Linked DNA regions of Mus musculus: all the other regions are linked to region 6. The links are chromatin loops, found by intact Hi-C in ENCODE. Cell type or tissue: left cerebral cortex. All regions are shown on one strand. Region 1 overlaps Akt3 (thymoma viral proto-oncogene 3). Region 2 overlaps Sdccag8 (serologically defined colon cancer antigen 8). Region 3 overlaps Gm30013 (a long non-coding RNA gene). Region 4 overlaps Akt3 (thymoma viral proto-oncogene 3). Region 5 holds the start of Gm36904 (a long non-coding RNA gene). Region 6 holds the start of Zbtb18 (zinc finger and BTB domain containing 18).

Region 1 (4,000 bases), 250 kb before region 6:
AGTATTTCAGTAGGCTGTTCAGAGGCACAGTCCACTAAGAGCAACTTAAAATGCTAGGTAAGATGATTCTGACAAACCAACTCCCACACAAGTATTACAAATGTATTTTATTGGCGCTAAAAATAAACAAAAAATAAACAAGATTTTGTAGCATAAATTTCACATCATTTAAGTTAGCAAAGACATCAACCCTTGAGCTTGGATTTTAGTACTTCTAGGATTGTGTGTGTGTGTGTGTGTGTGTGTGTGTGTGTGTGTTTGTGTGTGTTTCTGTGTCAATGTGCAAATGTGATATGAGGGTTAGAGAACACCCCTGAAAATCATTCTAAGGAACACTATCCACCTACACAATGAGAGAAAGGGACTCTCGTTGGCCTGAAGCTCATAAATAAAGCAAGATCCAGAGATATTCCCATGTGTGCTAACCCAGCATTTGGATTGCAAGGGAACACCATCACACACAGCATTTTATGTGAGTTTTGAGAATAGAACTCAAGTCCTCATGCCTGCCCAATCTACCCAACCCCCTCAGCTTCTGTTTCCAGAATTTTAATGCCTTCAAGTTATAATAAAGATATAAAATCAAGCTTCTTTCCAAGTGTGGAGAGAAGGGGGAGGTAACCTAACTCAAAGCATATAAATCTACATATGGTTTTCTATTACCATGCCTAGCACACAGAGCCAGTCTTCTTTCCAGGATTCTGCATTTGCAAAGTCATCAACACATTAAAACGTTTTATAATCCAAAATTCAGTAACATTCTAGCTGTTCTAAGAGTCATCTTTTACATGTAAAAAAGCAAATACTCTGAAAGCATAATAACCCCTGTATTCCCAGATGTGGATGGATAAGGTATCACTCAGGCTTGCTTTCATTTATTTACTATAACCAATGCTGTTGTGAAGTATGGTTAGTGCCACACTCTTCACAGTTTTGCTTTCTCTCAGTGACTTAATTGTCTAAAAGAGTCCCCACAAATACAAGTTTAAGTAATAAAAATGTTTCTCTGTGCAAGAAAGCTGTTATAAAATACATGTTTAAAAAAAGCTTCATTCAGTCATGACTTTAAAGTATTGGTGGCTATAAATTCAATGTCATGAAAATAATACTTACTAAATAAGGAGTCTTTAAAAGGAAACAAACAGGTAGTAATGTTATATATGATCAACTGACAAAAACATAAAAAGAAATCTGAAGGAACCTGTCCCCTGAAATTCCTTCTAGAAGCAATGCTTCAGCATGCATGTGGAGTTTTTACAACACTGATAAATGAGTAACAAGAATCAGCAGCATTTAAAACTGGTACCTTAGGAGCCAGGACCCCAGAAGCAAGATGAGAAACAGAAATAACAAACCATGAAAACAGTGCACTTTCAAAGATTTCAGAGGGTCACAGTCATCAGACAGAGTATAAGCTAAACATGAGTGTGCTTATCTTATGTTAATGAAGCTAAAGATCTAACTTGGAGTTTTCATCAGTAAAAGAGAAAACTGTAAATAACATGAGGTCTGACAACACAGCTCAGCAGGTACAGGCACTTTGGAACAGGGCTGAAAACCTGAGTCTGATCCTTAGGACCCACAAGGTGGCAGGAGAGAACAGATCCTCTTACTAACCAAAATTTGTCCTCTGAATTGCTCATGTAAACTGTGTCCCCCAAAACACACAAATCAAATAAGTAAGCAATATGAAAGACAACAACAATTGAGAACTCAAAAACACATGTAAAGAATTGACAGAGAACTCTAGTACCACATCAAACAACCAGAAAAAAGAGAAAAACTAAAGAAGCATAAAAATATCATCAACAACAACATTAAGTCATAAATTGTAAAGTATATACACAAAAGATTTTTTCCCAAGTTTTTAATTGCCTCGTTATACAATATCAGAAAGAATACATCAGAAGTGTTAGTAGCAAAGAATTTCCTGGATCAATGAAAGACATGTATAAATATCACTAACAAACACGAAACCTAAATGAAATGAAAAGGGAAAGAGAGGAAAAAGGAAAAGAAACACAAACACACTTCAAGTTTAAAAAAAAACAAAGAACATCTTAAAGAAGCTAAGGAATAGGATATTATCTCCCAAATACAGGACACGCTAACATGCATCTTAGTCATGCAGTGCAAACACAAAGGTAAAGGAATGACAGCTTGTGTGGGATTAACAAAGTAAAGACTGTCATAGAACTCTCTACTTGAAAAAAGAAACTTCAAATATTCAAGCTAAATAAATAACTTTTCATGTAAATCTAAGACATGAATGAATGAATGAATGAATGAATGAATAACAACAACAAACAGTACATGTACATACCACCATTCTGCCCTAAAAGTGAACTTCTGACATAAACACCACATTTGGATGAACCTATAAAATATAGGACAACCAAAGGAAAAATACTCTGATTCAACGTAACCACTTAAATACAATTTTTCATGCTAAGCATACAGCTCTGCCTGATACACAATTAAAAACTAAATGCTACCTAGGAAGAGGTATCAGTTAGCTTAAAGATATTTCATCTACTTTGGAAAACAATATTAAAATCCTTAAAAGAATACATTATGAAAGCATTTTAAGAAACTAGTAAGTATTCTTTTGTTAAAGCAAAAGTTAGGAGAATTTTAATTTCTTTATCCTGGAGTCTCTCTTGTTGACTCAACTACTGACTTTAATACAAATCTCAAAACTGTTCCTTAAGAAACTAGGTCTACAGACGGATGTGGTGATGCATGTCTTTAATGTCAGCGCTTAGGAGGCAGACATGTTTATCTCTATGAATACAAGACCAATGTGGTCTACAAAGCAAGTTCCAAGTCAGCCAGGGCTGCACAGTAACACCCTCTCTCAAAAGAAGGAAGAGAAAAAGAAAAAATTACAACCCTAAGAAATTTTTATAAAATCAAACATTTTATCTCAGATTACCTGGCAACTAGAAATGAATAAAATCAATTAGTCACTCCTATATTTTACTCCTATATTTCTAAAGAATATTTAGTATCTTCATAACAAATCTGAATTTTGAGATATTCTGGCATGCATTTGAATCATGTGAAATGGATAAACCTACAATATGTTTATTCAAATCAATCTTTCATTCCTAGAGGGAAAAATAATCATTTATTCTCAAACTAGACTGTGGATCATCTGTTCTTAAAACTTTTCATGTCAACCACAAATATTAAAATGAAATCATAGACAGTGAGTTTACTAAATTTTAATTGCCTCCTTGGCACTTGTTTATAATGATCTGATCAAGCTAATATATATGCCATTTTATAGAGGCAAGGTATTTAAGGAACAAAGAAGGATGTCAGAATTATCTTTTATGCCTGAATGATATATAATCAATGATCTGTCTAAAACTGGCTACAAACACATGTGACAAACTGTTTCTATGTGACAGGATGTATAAAGCTCCATGGGAAGAAAATGGACTTCTCCACCTATTAGTAAGGCAGTCAAGCACACTTGATCTCAAACCCTTTTTATTTTTCAAATCCTTATTTTTCAGGCATAAGTTCATTCAAGACTTATAAATTTCAAAACTAACTCAAAATTAAACTATGTTAATGAATAAAAGTCATCTCCCATTCTTCATTTAATGCCACCTGTTAGCCATGCAAAAGGAAAAAATGCCATACTTTAAGGGAAAAAAATGATCCAACTTATAGCTTGATAATGAAAGCTACTGTAGCTCTATAGTTCTATTTTGCTCTATTTAAATACTTGTTAAGTTCTGCAAAATAAACAAGCCTGTTCAAGATTTTTGTCTCAGAAGATTCTTATCATTATCAATCTTATCATTTTAAAATTATTTAAAGTCTTCAGCTCCAGAATAAGTCTCCAAAGTTAATTTTTGAACTGATAATCTATTACATCAGAGAATTCTGCTATATTTAAAACTGAGTTCTCAGATATTAATTGATGATCTGAACTTTACAAATTGTATCACTAAGTGACTACTGCTGATGCTTTACTGTAACTGAA
Region 2 (4,000 bases), 560 kb before region 6:
ATATTCTTATTTTATTGATTAAGTTATATATTCGTGCCTTGGGCCTCTCTGACCAGTGAAGTGAGAACTAAAACATATAGTGGTTTTAATTGATTTATTTTAAGAAATACTAGTTTGTCTGGATTTCAAGTAAGTCCCTTGACCAGTAAGAAAGCAAATATTTCCAAACATCATATATAAATGAAATCAATTCATTATCACTAAATTTATAGGTAATATTATAATACAATAATATATCTCCTTAAATTTTAATACATTTTATTCTATTGTTGTTTTAAATTAATTAATCATAATTTTTTTAGCCTTTACATTAATTTCTACTTATACAATTTACAAAAGGAGCTGTTTCTCTTCTCTCTCTAATTCTCCATTTACTTCCATCTGTCTGTTTGTCTGGAGACAGGGATGCAGATGGGTCTGTAGAAGAATGGACACACAGGTTTGGGGATGGAAGCCATGGTACTTGTTTGTGATTCCTTATAGGAGACACCTTTTAATGAAGTGTAGTGATGGAAAAAATGAGTTTGTCTCCACAGCTGCCCAACAGGACTCAGACTTCAGAGAGTGACACATTAGACTAAGTGACTTTGAGAAAACCTCCAGTCCTCAGATGATAATTCCGCCTCAGTAGAATGCCTAGACTTACTTTCGAGGTTTGTTGTAGATGAATACAGTAAGCAATGAGCTGAAAGGACTAAGAAAGTGAGAGTTAAAATTAAAGAATGAGGTGATTTTTAGAGGACTCGACTCAGACATTTCTCATGGAGTACATTTAGATAAAGTCTCTGTTTTTCATCATTGAGAAATTGTTATTTTTCTGATGTTATAAATTGAGGGTTGTCCAATTCATCTGTCCACCTATTGAAGCTAAACAGTTTGGAACAGGTTATTTAGCATTTTAAGTTTATAGTGTTTTGAATGGAAGAATCAACTCTCATGCATTACAGATAGACTTGTGTATGGTGCGAGCATTTCTGATGCCCATGGAGCAGCATTGTTGGCTGTGTTTCTGTCTTGTCAGAGCTTTGGAACTCTGCTGCCTTTATTGTTTCTAGAGAGCTTTTTATCTGAGCAAAGGGAGGCATGTAGGTTACATACTTTACTATAGTTTAATACTCAAGAACAACAAAACTTTTCAAAGCTTCTAAAACTCATTTTTTAAGAAATGCCAAATTGAAAAGTTTCAGGCAGGAATAACCATTAGATAACATGCAACCATTAAAAGGCAGATCTGAAAGTCAGAGAAAGCGTTGTGATGTAACTCAACTTTCTACAGGTTCTCAGTTATAGCAAAGGCTCATCGTTTCTTTATTTAGATTTTCCTGATAATTCTATTTCTCAAATATGTTTCTCCGTGTGAGTGACCTGGACTAAAGAAAAGTAAATTACATACAGAATAGTTTGCAGCATTTTAAAGGTGTTATATATATTATTTAATAATATCACAGTTATTTCACTTCTAATGTATATTTCCTCTTATGTAGACTGCTACAGTTATAATTGTAGAGCATGCTTAAAGCCAGCATATGACTTTTACCAGAAGTTATTTTATGGTATTTAGGTCACATTGCATACCTACAACAGTGTGGTTAATGCTGGCTGTATGGTTTATAATAAATGCTGGTATTGTACACCTGAACAGCAACAATATAGTTTATTAGCAAAAACTGTCCTCACAAAAATTTTCTTAAAATCTTAGCTGAAGTTTTTTAAAAGATATTTTATAATATAGAGAGAATGACCATCTGTGTGAATAATAACAGACTTTAACTGTTTTAATTACTGATTTTAGCTTGCGTGATTTCAGATGATAGTGCCTTTCGTTGAAAATATTCATTTGAAACTGTTTTATATAATATAATCCTGAAAATTAACTTCTATTCCTTAGTTATACATTGCATTATTTTATAGATTTTGATTGATTTTGAGAGGGTAATGAATGTACATTGTGGCATTCATGCAACTAAAAAGACAACTTGAAGGAATAAGTTTCCTCATTCCAGGCATGACCTTTAGATTAACTCAGGTAATCAAACTTGGTGGCAAACATCGCTAGCCATTTCTCAATGCTTCCTTATACTGCCTCCAAAATCTTAAACCATATTCAAGTCTTAGAAAAGTTTTGGTGTACTTTATCTGTGTGTCCTCTAGGGGGCACCAAAGGATCTAATTGTAGATATTTCTCTGCTGATTCCAGAGGCTACTGATCTGTTTTTACAATCTAACAGGTGTGTGGAGAAATGCGCTTTCAGTTGAATAAAACCAAAATGGAGAAGGATGAGGTGGAAAAGGAACACAGAGAATACAAAGCAAAGTCTCACAAGGATCTTGAAATGAAAGTCCAGGTAAGGAAGCACGCTGGCACAGTCAGCTGTGAGCTGTTAGTAACATGTTTTCTGAAGTTGCTGTGGTTTTATCCCTAAGGCACTATTTCTCTTATAATGTTTCTAACTAATGTAAGGACCCAGTTCATACTATTAAAAGAATTTCATTTATAGACGCCTGACATGAAGTAGTGAGAATCAACTGCTTGCATATGAAATTCCAATTTGACAGTTCATAAATATACATTTGGATATGTATCTATTACTTAGAAAAAGTTTTAAAAAATGTTCTAATGCACAGTTTGAACCTAAAATATACGCACATAAAGTTCTTGAAAGATGCCAACTTGCATCCAATTTTAAATGAGAAACTTTAAAATTTGTAAGATGAGATGAGTTGATATGTAAATATGTCAATCAAATTGATTGTTGGCAGAGTTGGACCAGTTTTAACTACGATAGCCATGAATCTGTGTGCTCAGGAAGCCTAAATACAGTGAAATTAGAAATGTTAGGGAAAATGCTACTCGCTTCAATTTCAGTTTGAACAGATGTTTTATGTTATAACTCTGTTGAGATTGTATAGATACTCCAATTTTAATTGACTCTGGGGAAAGCTTTTAAAGAGAACGTTCTGGCAGATTGACTTTTGATGTTCTATTTTTATGTTACATTATAGGCCATTGAAGGTTTGCATTCTTTACAGCCAAGAAAAGCAGATTGTGTATTCTATTAAAATAATATGACTGAGGTATCAGTATCAATAATTTAGAGATATCCGTACAGTTCAGAAGTAGGTGACTCCAGATAATTTTACAACATATTTCTAAGCAAGGCTTTCTATCATATTTTCAACATATTTTCCCTTTCAAGCCGTCAGCTGTTGATGACAAATGACATAAATGCAATGGGGAAAGTATTAAATATGGAAGTGCTAATGAAGCCCTGTGCAGAATACTTCAAATCACAGCCGAAACCCAGACAACCAGAACAAAAGTAGTTTTTATATGAGTAGATGCAACTTTATGATGAGTTCTACATCTTAGAAGATCTTTCCATATTAGCATGTACTGATTTTATTTTGTCCAGTTGGGGGCGTCCCTGATAGTAGAATGGAAAGTTCCCTCAGTCAAGGATTGAAAGCCTAGGACTCCTAAGCAAGTGGAGTGCTCTCTTCCTTCTGATATCCTACAGGGTTTTGCAGTCAGGTTGGCACACTCTGTAATATTAAATATCTTTTGAGTTATTATACTGAACTACAGAAGTATAATATTTCCTACTAATAGAACACAGAAGCAAAGAGTTTGGGGATGATTTAAAATCACATTATCATGTTTAGCAATACAAAAAACAAAGCAAAACCCTACAGTAACAAGAGTGAGTGTCTTAGGAAATGAATAACCTAGATTAAATCCCTTCTAGTGTCTGTTTCTTTAGCATGCTGTCTTCTTAATCAGCCCATAATGCTACAAAGGCTGAAACTGAAGGAGAGCGTCCGTGCTCCCTGGTGGACTGAAATACTAAGTTTCTCTGGTCATCTTTAGTGGTGCCGTTGCGGTGAAGCTGTACCCTCGGGGAGGACCCAGTTTGTAGCAGTAAACCTGTGAGGGTGAGGAGAGGTTTGCATGCTCCTGTTTTTTCCTGGAACAGAATGTGAGGAGAGTTTGTAGGTGCTC
Region 3 (4,000 bases), 130 kb after region 6:
ATTCCAGATACCTCTGCCTAGCCACCTCTGCCTGAATTGCTCCTGTTTTCTGAGCAATCTGCCAGGCTGTGTTTTCAATGCCCCCCAACCCCAGATTAGTGGATTCATTTTCTTGTCATATAAATTTTGATATATAAATGAATGTGTTTTGTTTTGTTTTGTTTTTGAGGCAGGGTTTCTCTGTATAGCCCTGGCTGTCCTGGAACTCACTCTGTAGACCAGGCTGGCCTCAAACTCAGAGATCCACCTGCCCCAGCCTCCCAAATACTGGGATTAAAGACGTGTGCCACCAGCACCTAGCTGGAATGAAAAATTTAAAATATTAAGACAAGCTCTCCCTATGTAGTCTAGAGCTCTTTGTGTAGACCAGGCTGGCCTCTAACTCGGAGACCCACAGCCTCTGCCTCCTGAGTCCTGAGATTCAGGGTGCCATCACACCCTGCTGACTATATCCTTTTGGTTGCTTGTTTCTTCCTCTTTCCTCCTCCTCCTCCTCCTCCTCCTCCTCCTCCTTCTCCTCCTGTTTCTACCTCTCAGAGTACTGGGATCATAGGAATACACTGCCATACCTAGGCTTAACTTAATCTTGTCCTGCTTGAAGGCAAATGAAAACATAATGCTTTTCTCCTCTTTGGTTTCATGGTGCAAGGAGGTTGCATGTCTCCTCAAACCCCATGTTTGACCTATTAAGTACGAGAGATTATTCCAAAAGCATGTGCATCCGTGTGTGTGTGTGTGTGTGTGCGTGCGCATGCATGTGCGCGTGTGCATGCATGTGCGCGCGCGCGTGTGTGTGTGTGTGTGTGTGTGTGTGTGTGTGTGTGTGTGTGTGTGTGTGTTTTACCCAGCAGAAACATTATTAATGGATAGCATCTTTTGGACTTGGATCATTGTATGTAACTTCACTACTTCTCTGTGTCTTTTCTTCCTCTACATTGTAGCCAAAGTGACCTTTCAAACTCAGGAACTAACCATGCCATTCTGCTACTGAGAAGCACCAATGGCTTCCCGTTGCTGCTAGAATATGCTCCATGACTCACAAACCTGCTCTCAGTGAGTAAGACCCTGTCTGACACCCAGCAGGATTATTACGCCCTGCCCTTCTGGACCTCAGCTGTGCCAGGGTCGTTCTTCATTGATACCGTACCTCGCTTTTTCCTCTTGCAGTTCCACTGCCCTTGAAGAGCACTGGCTGACTCCTGTCTGCTGATGTGCTCTTAGATCCAATTCCACTTCCTTAAACAATCTCTGCTGTACACAAGCATAAGAACCCAAGTTTGAATCCCTAGCACTCCCATAAAAAAGCCATGGATAGTCACATACAGACTATTACCCTAGTGTTGGGGGATGGAGACAGTAGATGCTGGGAGCTTGCTGGCCAGTCAACCTTTCTAAATGAACAAGCTTCTGGTATAGGAGAGTAAGGCAGAGAGTGACAGAGGAAGACACCTGATACCCTTCTCTGGCCTCTGCATGCATACACATGATCATACATATGCATGCATGGACACACACACAGTCACACAAAACAAAAAAAAGTTCACATATTAAAGATGTTTACCATGATGTTTGGATACACTTAAGAGATTCTATCAACAAGCTGATTGACATATACGTCACCTTACACGTTACTCTGTGTGTGTGTGTGTGTGTGTGTGTGTGTGTGTGCGCGCGCGCGCGCGCGTGTTTGCACATGTATGTGCAGGTGCCAGAAGAGTCCAGAAGAGAGTGTCAGATCCCCCATGACTGGAGTTACAGGCCTTCCAGTATAGTTTCTGAGATCTGAACTGAGTCCTCTGCAAGACTAGCCAGCGCTCTCAACCAAGCCATCTCCTCAGCTTCTGCAGCTTTCTTTGAGATAGTAATTTTATTTCCTTTGGATAGATGCCCAGAAGTGGGCCCAAATCCGTCTTGAATGGCTCTCCACCTCCACTACAATGTTCTGCATGTTACAGTTTTATTTTCCTAATAGCACTCTTTCCGTCTACAGTGATCTCGGGAGTCAATTTCATAGCATCCTTCCTCTAATAGAAAATAAACACCACGAGAGCAGGACTTGGTGTTTGACAAAATAGCAGGTATTCAATCATAAGCTACCGATAAAAAAGTCAATGAGAGGAACACACTCAGGAGACACCACAAAATGTTTACATCTTCAGAACAAGAGTAAAATATATGTTAATTAAAATAGTGGTATTGTGTATGTGCAAATCAGAGATTTGTTGCTTTTTTTCCTTCATTTTATGGGTATGGTGATTTGTTTGCATGCATATCTGTGTACCATGTGCTCACAGAGGCCAAAAGAATGCATCAGATGCTCTGGGACTGGAGTTACAGATGGTTGTGAGCCACCTTGTACACACTGGGAATTGACCCCAGGTCCTCTGCAAGAGCAGCTAGTGCTCTTAATTCTGCCTCAAGCAGACTTGGAGGTTTTTGTTGCTGTTGTTGTTTGTTGGATTTTTTTGTTTTATTTTGGTTTGGTTTTAGTGGATCTGGGTGATAAGTAGCATGGATGGTACTAGGAGTGTTTCTTTCTTTTGTTGGTGGGGTGCTATGATTTGGGTGTCTTTGGGTTTTGTTGTTTTTATGAGATGGAATCTAGTGTGCTATGTTGCCCGGGGTGGCCTTGAACTCCCTAACATTCGTCTGCTCCCCAATTCCTGGTATCACAGGACTGCACCATCAAGCTGGAGAGAGCATTTCAAAATTCTAAGAAACCCGGAAACTCTTGCCCTAGAGGCCACAGTCTTGGCAAAAGCTAGTAGAGTGCTCCATCTTCCATGTATGTGCTTAGCTCAGACTAAATTAAGACTTAATGTGCACCGTTTTTTCTTGTCATAGTGTAGTTCCATACTCAGGTGAACAATAACACAGTAGAAGAGAGCAGAGCACAGAGGACCTCCGCCATGGTCCTTGTGTCCTCGGGGTCTGGTTCCATTAAAACCACAAAAGAAACAGGAGGCTTTCTCCATCTGAGGATGGCTGAGCTCCCCGGTTCTGTTTTTCCAGTAAGCACGCAGCCCCATCCTAAGGGAGGGAGGGATCGAGGGAGGGAGGGAGGGAGGGAGGGAAGGAGGGAGGGACAGGAATACAAATCCATCCTCCTTCAGAGCTCTGTGGAATCGAAAGAAGCTCAAGGGACGATGCTCGCCCACGCGTGGACTTGTCTTCAGCGTGTGGTGTCTCCTGCCTAAACGCACACTGACCTCTGCCTCTTCAAAGGCAAAACTTGATCCATTAATGTTCTCCTGTGTTGGTTTCATAAAACATTTGGATGGGCCCTTCTTCACAAATGAATAAAAATGAGTAAAGTCCTCAGAATAAAAGGAACGCCAGGACTGGCTTCCAGAAGCACGAGGCAACCCAGAGCGCCCATCTGCAGCCAAACCCTGCAACAGACCCAGACACAGCTTAGAGGCTGGCAACAAGTCTGCCTGCGGGTTCTGCCAAGGAGCCAGATGCTGTTGCTTCCAAAGCTTGGCATCGGGGCCCCTGATTGCCATCCAACAAAGAGGAAAAATAGGAGTGATATAATGTGGTGGGCTAAAACACATCCCACCTCAACCTTTTTTATTACTCACTGAAAAAAAATATGGAAGATATTTATGGGAAAGTACCAATGTTTTTGGAAATATTGAACATACATTAGCTACAACACCATTTTTGCCAAATGGGAAATATATTTAAATTATGCAGGCTGCGTCTGTCTAAAAATAAATTGTCATCTTTTCTGATCAATGTATATGTCCAGGATATGGAAATGACTCTGCTAATTGAGGATGCTGTCAACCAGTGCACTTGTAAGTTACCAAGAAGTTGTGAAGATGTCTGTCTGTGGATGAGCATAAAATAGCAATTAATGTTGTTGTAATATAGAGCAAGTTTGAGAAGGACCCATCCAACGAAGGTGGAGTGTTGAGTTTCATGGTTATATAAAGAATTAGGAGCTATGTTGGGTTGGATGAGATAAGATGTTTACGAAAAAGTATAATGTGGA
Region 4 (4,000 bases), 390 kb before region 6:
CATGAACCACAATACACTGTATCAAAACATTAGGTAAGGTATTCTTGACAATCAAAAACATATGAAGTTGTCTATCCTCTAGATGCCTGGATTTTAATGAACTTTCAAAAAAGTTCTGATACTTAGGGGGAAAGAGTGAAAGAATTTCCCTCTCCTCTCCTCTCCTCTCCTCTCCTCTCCTCTCCTCTCCTCTCCTCTCCTCTCTTCTTCTCTCCTTCCCCCTCCCTCCCTTTCTCCATCCTTCCCTCCACCCCTCATTGAAAAAAATATATAAAATATGTCTCTCTGACATTATGGGGTACTTTGTATTCAGAAGACATTTGACATGTAACCTGTGAGTATATTAAGAATTGATAAACTGAACAAAATAGAGTGACTGGGCAGTAAATGCTTTCTTTAAGAAAAAATTATGGTTATCTTGCTTTTAAAATCAATTTTTTATCCGTATTAGGTTAAATTTTAAATAACAAAAGATAGGAATGTTAACAGTTTAGTGGGAGGAGGAGAGTGGAAACGACTTTTCTTTCTTTGATGTGAGTCAGTAGGAATAGGAAGCCCTAGAGACTCAAAGGAGAAAAGGGAACTTCCTATCCCAAAGGAGCAAGATTTAAGATAATGAAAAAATTGTTTTTTCATAGTACAAATAAAGAATTTCTATTTAAAAAAACCCTCTAATATGGTAAGTTTGTATAATACTTTCAAGTTAAAAAAGAGCTGATGAATTTTTAAACTGTTTTGTACTATGCATTCATAAATAAGACAAGTTTCTCAGTGGAAAAATGTTTATACCAAATACAATGCTTCCAGAAATCAGGCATATTTGAATTAATTTCACAAATCACTCTAACCAATTCATCAGTAACTTATGGACCATCATTGAAGCTTACCGTTTATTTGGATCCTTTATCAAGAGCCCTGAAAGCAATGATTTTGCATCTGAAGAGAGTGTTCGGGGGAATTTAATGTCTTCCATTAGTATTAATTCAAAGAGTTTCTCATGATCCTGGTTGTAGAAAGGCAACCTTCCACACATCATTTCATACATGACAACACCTAAGCCCCACCAGTCCACGGCTCGGCCATAGTCATTATCTTCTAATACCTAGAAGTAAAACCAGAAAAATGACAAATTTTTACAACAACACAACAGCAGCAGCAGCAGCAGCAACTTCACTATTATAGTCTTGGCTCTTCTTCTTCCTCCTCCTCCTCTCGCTCCTCCCCCTTGTCGTCATCGTCATCATCAGATAGCTTTACTATATATTCTTATCATCATCATCTAGCTTTACTATATATTCTTGACTGGCCTGGAACTTGCTATGTAGACTAGCCTGGCTTTGAATTCATAGAGATCTGTCTGTATGCCTCTGGACTGCCATGTCCAACCCATGTACATTAACTTTTAAAGCATTATTCAAAAGAAGTAAATTTACTATCACCAATGACAACCTATGGAGCTGCAACTAGAACCCAAGGCCTTATGCACGTGTTTTGCCACTAAACCACACCCTCAAATGCAAATGTGATTCTTGCTTGATGGAATATTCCTCATCCTACTTTAATTACATAACTACATTAGAGTTGATACTAAACCTCAGTTTATTTGACCCTTTCCTCAGCTTTGAGGAAACCTGTTCTAGCATATGAATTTCATCAATTAAAATTCATATTTTGAATTAATCAAATATTTTGTAGATTTTTTTAGATATTTCTGACAGTCACATTAAAGTTACCTATAAATACTATGACAGGCATGAATATTTAAAGATTATGGAGAGAATTTCAAAAACTCAAATCAAATCATTGTTTTATTGCATCCAAGAACCTAAGAAAATACTCTGTAACCTAAGATCACAAATCTAGTTACTGTGAGTAAAGAAAATATTCTCTGGAAGAGAAACATTTGGAGAATTTTAAATAGAAAAAGCATTCACATATTTTTGTATCTGAGTAAGTAATATGAGTGGGGACAAAAAGAAAAAAGAAAAAACGAAAAGAGAAGAGAAGAAAACTAAGGAATAGGGTCAGGAAGCGTAAGGAACCCTCTCATTTCTTAGAGGAAATACAGCCTGTACCTTTTAAAGTAACACTGACTGTTGAATAGCTCATTAGTGAGGTGTATTGTTTCCTGGACAGTTACCTAACCTATACAGAATTTTACCCAATAATAAAACAAAACTCTAACTAATCTTTAACTGCATTCCTACAACACCAACAAAACAGTGGCATACATGAAAAGGAGCCAAATGTGGTTTTTAACCTCTTTTTTTCATAAAACCATAAAAAGCATAAAAGCTGGATTAACTGCCTTCTGAACCCACATTTCACCAGCCGGGTTCTCATCCCCAGCTGGCAAAACTGGCAATCCTTTATTTTTGTTTAAATGCCTGGTTTTCAGCCAGACGGGTAGGAGTACATAAAATGAAGGTTTTCATCTGAAGAGAAAAGGCAACTACAAATCAGAACTGGACTGTAAGAAAATCTATGTGATAAAACTAAATAATTTTTGTTAGCTCTGTACAATAAACACTGATCCTCAATACAGACAGTTTTGCGTCTGACGCGTGGACCGTCACTGACAGAGAGATACATTTGGACGAAACTTGGACTGTCTGCGGTATTTCTTTGTGGTCAACAATACTGACGTAATGCACTCTGTTACTAACATGCAGACTTTGCATTGCTGAGAATGTAAAAGCACAGCCAGTCGTAAGAGGCTTTTCTATCAACTACAAACATTTTATATAAGTTATGAGGTGAGATGTACAAGAAGTAGAAATAAAAATGACCGTTGCATTATATGCACAGACACACAATGTCAAACACGTTCACTATTCACCTATTTTCTCTCTTATATAGAATGATTTTAAAATGCAGTTCTGTGAAACAGTCTCAATTTTCAAAATCAAGTTCATTATTCTAAAATATAAGTCCTTTGTATTATTTTTTGGACAAAAATTTTCTTTCTTACTCAAAGTACTTCTTTTTCTAAAATTCTAGTAAAATTTGTGCTTTTTAACCTAATTGTTAAAAAATCTCTCCATTTCTTCTAATGAAGGCTTTCCATAGCAAACCAGCTCATCAATTTCATGATCACTGTGGAGGTGAGAAGGTATCACAGACAGTGGTCTAAAGGCAAACTGATAGGGCAACCTAATTCTACCTCATTCAACTTCATCTATCATACTATTAGTTTGTAACTGCAGATGAGAACATACTCTGAGAGAAGAAATCAGTAAAAGAGTAATCTTGAAAATGACCTAAGTGTCTTTTACCTTAAAGCAATATAGACCTTTACCCAAAATTCCAAACACAAGCAGGAATGAAGACATCTAGTGCTGACTTACATCCTCACCTTAGTAAAGTTCGATAGCCTATCCACTCCACAAAATTCCCAGATACAAGGGACGAAAGCAGTCCACTAAGTGGGGAAAGACCACATCAAGTACAACTCAAACAGCTCAAACTTCAGGAAAGAACACGCAGACATTAGAAAACAAAAACAAAAGCAAAAACAAAAAAACCCCTAATATTCAAACAGGTAAATTAACATCAAACATTCGGTAACATCTGATGAAAATACTTGCACTCATTTTTAAAAGCCTGGTAAGTAAACAAACAAGCAAACAACAACATCAATCCCAATTTTTAATCTACAAATATGCTCTTAATTACTAATTTTGAAAGATGACATTAAGTAACTGGTAATTCTGAATGACAACATCTATTAAGTGTTTCCATATTAATATAATAGAAATTTTCAAAGGCATTTCACTCCAGTCTTACTTTACCAAGAAGGACTTGGAAGAGTGAAAGCATACCTTTATCAGTTTGCACCCAAGGCTAGCAGCTATAAGAAAGCAAGGCATGCCCTGCAGTGGCTGCTGCTCAATCAATAATCCTGACAGAACAGATGGGAGAAAAATCAAACATCTAAACAAACTGTCTACACACCTATGTTGTGAAAGTAAACTGTGAACTTGGATGAACCAATTTACTA
Region 5 (4,000 bases), 180 kb before region 6:
AATCCATGCTAACATTTGTCGCAGAAGTTTAACCAACAGACTTTAAATGTACAGTGATCTTTAAATGTACAAACTTTAATGACAGTGATCCTCTGAATGAAGTCAAAAAACCTTACTCCTCCAAAGCACACTCCTCCTCTTAATATTTATTTTGTGAATGAAACTTTATTTAAAATATTTTAGGTGAAAAAGAAAAATCACACAAACAAGCCTGTAATGGTGGCACACACCTGTGATCCCAGCATTCAGGAGGCTGGGATCCCTAGCAGGCCAACCTAGGCTACAGAGTGAGTTTCATAGCAGCCTAAATTACACAGGGAGACCCTCTACTCCAAAACCATAATAAATACAATTGCAAAAAATAGAAAGCCCAAAGAATTTTCAAGTATTGTTCCATATAGAATACAAAACAACAATGTCAAGATTAAAGAAAAAAATAATTTTAAGTTGAAAATTAATCACTCATCATTACAGAAGACAGTAGAGGGGACAAGATGACTATGAATAACAATTTCATTTTTTGTAGTACTCCTTTAGACTAGGTATAACCTCTATGCTACTGCAAATGTACAAACATTAAAATAGCACATGTTCTCCCTAACTTTAAAATTTGAACCTCAAGATATAGATATTGAGGTCATCTCTGGCTTTTAAAAAGTTATCTTCAAACAGAATCAAAATTTTATATTGACAAAAGGAACAAAATTCAGTCTTGAACTGCATCTTGAATTTAACTGTGTATCTGGTATTGTGTTTCTAGAAAACAATTTATAAAGATACTTTTTAAAAAAGAATTCATGTTTTAGACATCCTATCTTCTGGAATATTCAGATTCATCTTCAAGCTCTAAACCATCTTTACTAGACTCTTCCACTCTTGGCTTTTCCAACATTTTCCTAAATGCAAATATAACTTAATATAATGAATGAGTCCTACCATAAATAAAATTCAGTGACTGTATGGAAATTTATAGTTCTAACAAAAAATTACTTTGCTTTACCAAATACAGAAGACATGTCTAAATTAAAGATTTGGGACAACTGTTATTTTATTACATATGAAGTCCTTGTTCTACATCCTTTTCAGAACGCTAAAAGTGTGTTGATTCTATTAATACCATAATTTAATCTATACAGAGATTTTATTGCTGGATTTTTATCTGTAAACTTTATCAATTTCAATCCATCAATGCTTTGAACCAAAATATATTACACTTGAGAAATGAATTTTATTTTCATAACATTATTCTGATGAAGACATTTGAGAGAATCCAAGCTTTGACTTATGGGTAAGCATTTTTTTTCTGCTTCCTAAAGATAAACAGTAAACACTACTACTGTTCAAAAACTGGCCCAAAGGAGAGATTCGGTTATCTCTAACCTAAGTGTAGATTCCCAGGAAATCTCAAACAAGGGACGACCCCACCTCAGCATCAGGACTATGGATGCCACCAGCTTAAGCTTCAACTTCGGGCTTCCAAGGGGCCTCACTAGCATCATGGCTGATGCAGACCGATGCGCAGGAGGCGGAGGAGGTGGACTAGGAAGAAGCTGGTTTGTTTACTTGCAGCCTGAGCCGCCCGCCGTCGCCGCCGCCGCCAGCAGCGACAGCATCAGTAGATCAGCCAAACCCAGCATCTTCCGCACATTTCTATTCTTAGCACACAACTCCCTAGCGGATCAAAACCCCACTACTATTAAAAACACAGACTTGCACGTTACCCACCTCGCACACGCACACCCGCACCCCATCAGCACCGTCCTCTCCCGGGCGCCGGCGGGGTGCGGTGGGGTGGGGTGGGGTAGGTAGCTGGCTAAGGAAGGAGACCCCGGGGACGCCGGTGCATCCTCGCCCGCACTCCCGCCACATGCGCAGACGGCCCCTCCCCCCAACCCAAACACCGACTCGCCACCGGCCGCTCGCTCGCGTTACATAACCTCGCCGCCGCCCCCCGCCCCTCGCCCCGGCCCGCCGCCCCCTCCCCGGGCCGCGCGGCCGACCGAGTCGGGGCGAAGGGACCCGGCTCGAGCTAAACAAGAGCCCTAAAGGCGCCGGGCCGGGCAACCCAGACGCGCAGCTCACGGTACCGCTAGGCCAGGAACACCCCCCTCCCTGGCCGCCCGCGCACCGCCGCCGCTCCCCCACCCCCAAAAGCTAGGGGGATGTCCGTGTCACCCACGCGGGGCATCCCCCGGCCTCCGCCTCCACACCTACGGCCCCAAAGCTTCAGGAGGAACGGGGAGGGGAACCCCGGCCCCCCGCCCACGCCCCCGGCGGCCGCGGTGACACCCAGACGCCCCCGCCTCACCCACCCGCGCCGCCGCCGCCCCCGCCCGGGGGAGGCAGGGAGGGAGCCGCGGGGCCCTCGGGGAGTGCGGGCGAGGCGGGGAGGGGGGCGAGAGCTGGGGGCGGTGGCTGTTACCTGCAAAGGCGGCGGCGGCGGCCCCGCAGCTGCTCGGGCGGTGGCGGAGGATGGAGCAGGGGGGGACGGGGGGAGGAGAGGGGGCGACTCGGGGGTCCCCCTCCCTCCTCCTCCCCTCCTGTCCTCCCCCCCACCCCGCTGAGCCTCTGGCCCCCTGGAGCCCGGTGTCGCCGGCGGGAGGGGAGACGAAGGGCTGCAGGGGAGGGAGGGAGGGAGCCGGCCGGGCGGGCGGGCGGCGGCGCTGGAGCGGGCGGCGGCGGCGGCAGCGGCGGGAGGAGGGAGGAGGAGGAGGGCGGGCGGCGGTACGGGGAGGAGGAGGAGGAGGAGGCGGAGACTCTACTTGGGAATCGGATGTCGGCTACAAATTCGATTCATCACTAGAAAACACGGCTCGGGCGGGGGGCCGTGGAGAGCCGCTGGGCCACGGGGCGGAGGCTCTGGGCCGAGCGCGCAGAGCCCCGGACTGCGGCCTCGCCTCGCCTCAGGGACCCAGCAGCCGCCTCCCCGCCCCCTCTTTCCTCCCTCCGGGGGCCGCCGCCGAAGCTTCTTGCCGCCGCCGCCGCGGGGCTTGTTGTTGACTTTGAGGAAAACTCCTGACGTCAGGGGCTGGCTCTCCGCGACTGGCGGGAGCGGCTTCCCCGCGCCCCGGTCCAGCTCACCGCCTCAGCTCCGCGCCCCAGCCGGGCGCTCGCCCCCAGGCTGCCCCGCGCCCCTCAGACCCGCGGCGACCCGCGCCCCTCGCCTTCCTCTCGCGAGAACACCTTCCCCAGCAGTCCGCGCCGCGGGGCCAGCGTTCCCGCCGGGAAGTTCTGGGCTTCCCCGGGCCGCGTGGCCCTGGACGAGGCACCCGAGGCGGGGCCCAGCTTTCCCCCCAGCACACCCACCGCACCGCCCCTGACGCCGCGGGCGTGCGGGCTCAGAGCAAGGAAACTCCTTCTCACATTCACCTGGGCGAGGCGGGCCCGGGGGCAGTGCGAGGCAGGTATCTGGCAGTCCCAGGAGATGTCACCATGTGTGGGCTTGAGGTTGTTGCAGTGGCATCCCGAGTCCCTCAGAACCACCTTGTGAGGGAGGTTGGTTTCATGGACTTGGGGGCACTAAGAAGATGTTGCTTTTGAAGTTCATGGTTGTAAGTACAGTAAAGACTGGTTTTTAGAAAATGACCCTTATCTTGCCACATCTCGTACCTCAGAAAGTCATAAAAGTTTACTTTTTCTGAGACTGTTTCATCGCTTCTAGAAACACCTGGCAAACCGGTATTAATTCTAATGGCTCCAGCCTTTGGGAAGAACCCGTTAGTTTCTCCCATTGCAAGAACCTGCTTAGTACCTTGGGCTTCTTCCTGTAGCATTTCTTCTGTTGTGTGTCTCTTCTCCCGATCTGTTGTTTGAACAAGAGATAGTGTATCCTGTCTGTGTGTGCCGCACAGTTACCAGTGAGCTGGCTGGGTCTCCATCGAGATGAAAATTACTGGTGATGATGGAGGTCTAATGGTCCAGTGGCTAAGGCTGGGCTGACAGACGTCAGAGGTTTATAGAGCTCTCACCAGAGAACTACAGTTTATGTTACCAAATCTTA
Region 6 (4,000 bases):
AGCCTAGGCGGTATAGGAAGCTCTTACCTTAAAGTTATTAATCAGATTAAATTCTAGTCACACCTTGATACCTATAATAGTCGTTACAAATCTCACACTTTGGGTTATTGTTTGCTTCTAATTCTACTTTTTTAGTAAATGTTCCAACTATACATGGCATTGTTGCCTTTATAAACACAATATTTAAAATGTACTTTCACCATGATTCCGTTACCTGTAATAGAATCAGCAATGGTTTTTCAGTGCTCTGACTTGCGATTCACCAGTCACTGGGTTTATGGAGCTACTCATCAAATCAACATTGACTCTGTTAAAACTGTCACTTTTGACTCTTTATGTAATGAAAATGGAAGACTTTTTCTTTAGCAAGAAATCTCTTGTATCACTTTATTTTTAGATTTCAGGGCTCCCAGGAAAGCTTGTGTGGATTAGAACCGTGCAGCAATGGCATTCTTTCAAAGAGAAAGCAACGGAGTAGTTTCTCCAATAGGTTAGTATTGGTGGGATTTTTGTTTTCCCCGAATTTGTTTTCATTGTGTGTGAGGTGGGCATTGAGAGTAGTTCATTAGCTTTAAAGCAACAATGAACTCTGTCAAGTCTCCTTGTTTAAACTGCTGTATAGGAGTGGGCAGACCTCTGGCCAGAGACATACTCAAGGGGAGTTATTTGCACTCTGACTTCTATCTTCCTTGGATCCAGTGGATGGAGAATAGAAATAGTAGCCCTTCTGTATACAGCACCTCTGATACCAATCATACTTTATTGTTTGTGTTTGTATGTTGATTTTCCAACTGGAACCAAAGGTAGAGTTTAAATGAAGTTGGGGTGGGGGAGGGAGGAGAGAAAATACAATTGCACCAGGGACCTTGGATATAACTCTCATAGCAGTGAGAGGTGACAGACTGGCTTCCTTAAATATTCATTTAATCTGTATATCCTGGACATACTTTTCTGTTCTCAAAATGGATACTAGTTATGGCTCACAGGGAAAACAGCCCCAAAATAGAGCAAGCCATATTTATGACTTTCGACCCACCAGTGTCTTCTGTCTGTCTCTGGGACTGTTAGCTCTGCTAGCAGGTACACTGTGTAAAACCGTTGTTAGAGCTGTGATTTCGTTCTGGATGCCATAAAACTGAGTCTAAGTTTTGATGGATAATCTGAATCCCAGTTTTCTTACAAATTTATGATTTGATATCCTGACATTAGCAGGTACTTTATATCTATTTATCAAGAGGTTTGTTAACCCCTTATTGTTAGCTTTTAATTGGTGAAACATGGCTTTATAAATATAAACATCTTTTTCCTTTTATCCTCTTGAATTCTCCATGAAACATATAGATTTCTTTTTATGTTTCTTTCTTTTTCTTTCTTTTTTTTTTTTTTTTAAGTATTTCATTCATCTAGAATACTGGTAGGCACATGAGGTGGCTCAAGCCTTTAATCCCAGCCCTTGGGAGGCAGAGGCTGGCAGATCTGTGTGAGTTCAAGGCCAGCTTAGTCTACATGTGAGTTCCAGAACAGTAAGGACCATCTAATGCAGAGACCCTGTCTCAAACAGCCAAATCAAACTACAACAAACACCACCTGTAAACTCCCAAAATGTCTAAACAAATTGAGAGTGGGTCTTTCTTCTGGGAAGCACGGGGGGGGGGGGGGTAAGAAATTCGGGTTGAATCTGAGGATGCCCCTGAGGCCCGCCCTCCCCCCCCCGCCCTCCCCCCCCCCCCCCGCCCCCATCCATCATGAGGATTTAAGAGATTTGAGGAAAGAGTAGAAACCATTACTGTTTCCAACAGAATATCAAAGTTTTGGGAACTTGGCGTAGTATGTGTGTTCATTAGCAATTCAATATGTCTGATTTGCCCACACAATTACTTTCAACTTCTTTACTAGTTTGTCCTGGAAGAAAGAGAAAGCAGATTTTGCTCAGCTGCAAGGTTTCCTGGTGAGTTGGTTAGCAACCAGGCTTGCCAGTCAGCGTTCACATAGCAAACAGTAAACACATTTCATTTAGACAATTACTAGTGTGTTGACTTCCTCGCTATGCACTTTTCTTATTGTCTTGAATCATTCTCTCCCCTGCTTGTTACTCAACTTTTTACTTGTGTGTTATTCTTGCCTTCCATTATCTTGAGGGCAGAAATTTTCTACATTTCCTCTTTGCTGGTTAGGCACAAAGAACAGGTAAGGAAGAAGTTTATCTGAAGGGAGAGAGGTGCAACACAAAATAAGGTCTCTCCCTTCCTTACAAAGCCGTGGCTCCTTACGCACCAATTAAGGAACAGACTAAAGCGTCTACAAGTATCAATCTCACTGGAAAGGTCTAAGACTGGTCTCGGGGCAGTGTCTTTGCTTGTCACGGAGAGTACAGACGGGACGCGGGGATCGTGAAAAGAAACGCAGCTGCAACTTGAACAGAGGACGCCGGGGAAAGGCGCCTCTCACAGCCGCTAGGAGCTTGTAGCTCGCATGCACCTGGCGACCGACTCGGCAGGCCGGAGGCGGCGCGTCCCTGAGGAGAACGGGGCCTGGGCGAGCACCGCAGGAGGGCCAGACCCAGCGGCCCCAGGCTGGCCCTGGCCAGCTGCGGCCCCGCGCGCTCGGCCTCCCCGGGACACCTGCCCCGAGAAAAAGTATACTTATGGCCGTCGCGGTGCACGCGGACTCGCTCGCTCCACACCCCCAGAGCGCGCTTGTCTCCAGCCGGGAAGCAGGCCCCTCCCCGCGCAGCTGTCGCCGCCGCCTGCGGGCTCCTTTCACTTTCTCACGGCCAAGTCACCCAGAGGGGAGCCACTGCCGCCGCTACTGCCGCCGCCGCCGCCGCCGCGGTCCGCGAGCTCCGCCCCTCCCCGAGAAGACCACGCCCACCCAACAGTCGCCGTCTGCGATTGGCGCGCGCAAGCGGCAGCTCCTGACCGCCACTCCTATTGGTCGAGCTGCCCCGTCAGTCCCGCCGCTTCTCCGCCCTCCCGGAACACCGCGCTTCTACTGGGCGCCACCGAGGCCGGGGGCGGGCCAGAGACCGGGGCCCGCCGCTTTCGCTCAATCGCTGAGCGGCCGGCAAGGGGCGGCCCGGTCGGGCGGGGCCACATCTGGGCCGCGCCGCCGCGTGCGTGCGTGTGCGTCGTCCGCCCCCCGCCCGCGCCCCGCCCGCCCCGCCCCCCGGCCCGGCGCCGCGCTCGCCCGCCCGCCCGCCCGCTCCCGCCCGTGCGTCTGGCAGGCTGCGGCCGCCGCTGGGCTGCTGCCATGGGGAGCCGTTGAAAGAGTGGGGCCCTGTGGCTCGGCCGCGCGCCTCAGGCTGCCAGCGCGGGCGGGGGGCGGCGGGGGCGCGCGGGGCCCGGGCCGGGGCCGGCGGGCGGGCGGGGGCCGGCGGAGGACGCCCACAAGTCCAGCGGCGGCGGCGGCGGCAGAGGAGGAGGAGGAGGAGGACGCGGCGGGGACGCGGCGACTCGGGCCGCTCCGTGTGAGTCCCCGCGCCCGCCCTGCCCCGCTGCCGACCGTGGGCTCCCGCCGGGCGGAGTTAGTTAGTGTGGCGGAGGGCAGGCGGTGCGGGCTCGCCTCGCCTCGCCTGGCCGCGCTCCCCGGCCGGTGCAGCTGCGGCGCGGGGCGGACTCGGTGCAGCTGCGGCGGCGCCTCCCGGTGCGGAGGGCGGGCGGGCGGGCGGGGGAGGGGGCCGGGCCGCCGCAGCTGCAGCGCCCGGGACGGCCGCGGCTCCGGGGCCGGTGCAGCTGCAGGGCCGGGGGAGGGGGAGGGCGCGGCGCCCGGGTTGCGGTTGCCGGGAGGCCCCGGGGGCTGGCGCGCGGCGGCGGCGACGGGGGAGCGGTCGCCGCGCCGCTTCTTGCGACTTTTCTTTTGTTGTTGCCGCGACCGGGGTCTGTTTTCTCGGCCGTTGTGGAAGGTGCTTTCCTGCTGCACCGGCTCTCTGCCCTGCACCTTCTTCCCCGTGGTTTCACCCTTCCTCTTTCCCTGAAGTGCTTTATGCACCGCGAACTGCGGG

The links. A loop is a pair of places that touch in the nucleus more often than their neighbours do. Peaks named below come from ENCODE experiments on the same cell type or tissue, not always from the same donor. Only the 100,000 strongest peaks of a DNase experiment are listed, where the experiment ranks them.
Region 1: it touches region 6 in a loop (3-fold over the local background); 7 of 42 quality-filtered maps call a loop at or near these places.
Region 2: it touches region 6 in a loop (4-fold over the local background); 6 of 42 quality-filtered maps call a loop at or near these places.
Region 3: it touches region 6 in a loop (6-fold over the local background); 4 of 42 quality-filtered maps call a loop at or near these places.
Region 4: a loop joins it to region 6, with 2.3 times the contacts of the local background. A loop is called at or near these places in 2 of 42 quality-filtered maps.
Region 5: it touches region 6 in a loop (5-fold over the local background); 14 of 42 quality-filtered maps call a loop at or near these places.

The regions. Positions count from the first base shown.
Region 1 is chr1:177,193,857-177,197,856 of GRCm38, forward strand. The region is part of intron 1 of Akt3 (thymoma viral proto-oncogene 3); the gene reads right to left. Among named protein-coding and RNA genes, the nearest start is that of Akt3, 53 kb to the right of the region's middle. In left cerebral cortex, a CTCF peak has its summit at 1,563 (motif pointing right); DNase peaks (open chromatin) are centred at 516 and 1,569; H3K27ac peaks cover 307 bases.
Region 2 is chr1:176,875,762-176,879,761 of GRCm38, forward strand. It overlaps Sdccag8 (serologically defined colon cancer antigen 8), which reads left to right. Exons shown (of 18, transcript NM_029756.3): 12 at 2,229-2,345. Among named protein-coding and RNA genes, the nearest start is that of Sdccag8, 63 kb to the left of the region's middle. In left cerebral cortex, CTCF peaks have their summits at 2,148 (motif pointing right) and 3,390 (motif pointing right); DNase peaks (open chromatin) are centred at 2,169 and 3,427; H3K27ac peaks cover 445 bases.
Region 3 is chr1:177,570,119-177,574,118 of GRCm38, forward strand. All of the region lies in intron 2 of Gm30013 (a long non-coding RNA gene), which reads left to right. Among named protein-coding and RNA genes, the nearest start is that of Gm51282, 7.4 kb to the right of the region's middle. In left cerebral cortex, no CTCF peak of the experiment used is centred here; DNase peaks (open chromatin) are centred at 1,887, 3,428 and 3,815; H3K27ac peaks cover 2,108 bases.
Region 4 is chr1:177,049,151-177,053,150 of GRCm38, forward strand. It overlaps Akt3 (thymoma viral proto-oncogene 3), which reads right to left. Exons shown (of 13, transcript NM_011785.4): 10 at 888-1,102. Among named protein-coding and RNA genes, the nearest start is that of Gm15423, 110 kb to the left of the region's middle. In left cerebral cortex, no CTCF peak of the experiment used is centred here; a DNase peak (open chromatin) is centred at 2,455; H3K27ac peaks cover 2,145 bases.
Region 5 is chr1:177,255,724-177,259,723 of GRCm38, forward strand. Gm36904 (a long non-coding RNA gene) reads left to right here and starts at 1,958. Exons shown (of 8, transcript XR_001779550.1): 1 at 1,958-2,083. It also overlaps a transcript of Akt3 not described here. In left cerebral cortex, a CTCF peak has its summit at 1,653; DNase peaks (open chromatin) are centred at 1,597, 2,075, 2,924 and 3,784; H3K4me3 peaks cover 3,249 bases; H3K27ac peaks cover 2,196 bases.
Region 6 is chr1:177,439,130-177,443,129 of GRCm38, forward strand. Zbtb18 (zinc finger and BTB domain containing 18) reads left to right here and starts at 3,222. Exons shown (of 2, transcript NM_001355099.1): 1 at 3,222-3,466. In left cerebral cortex, CTCF peaks have their summits at 2,453 and 2,760; DNase peaks (open chromatin) are centred at 2,000 and 2,940; H3K4me3 peaks cover 1,636 bases; H3K27ac peaks cover 1,173 bases.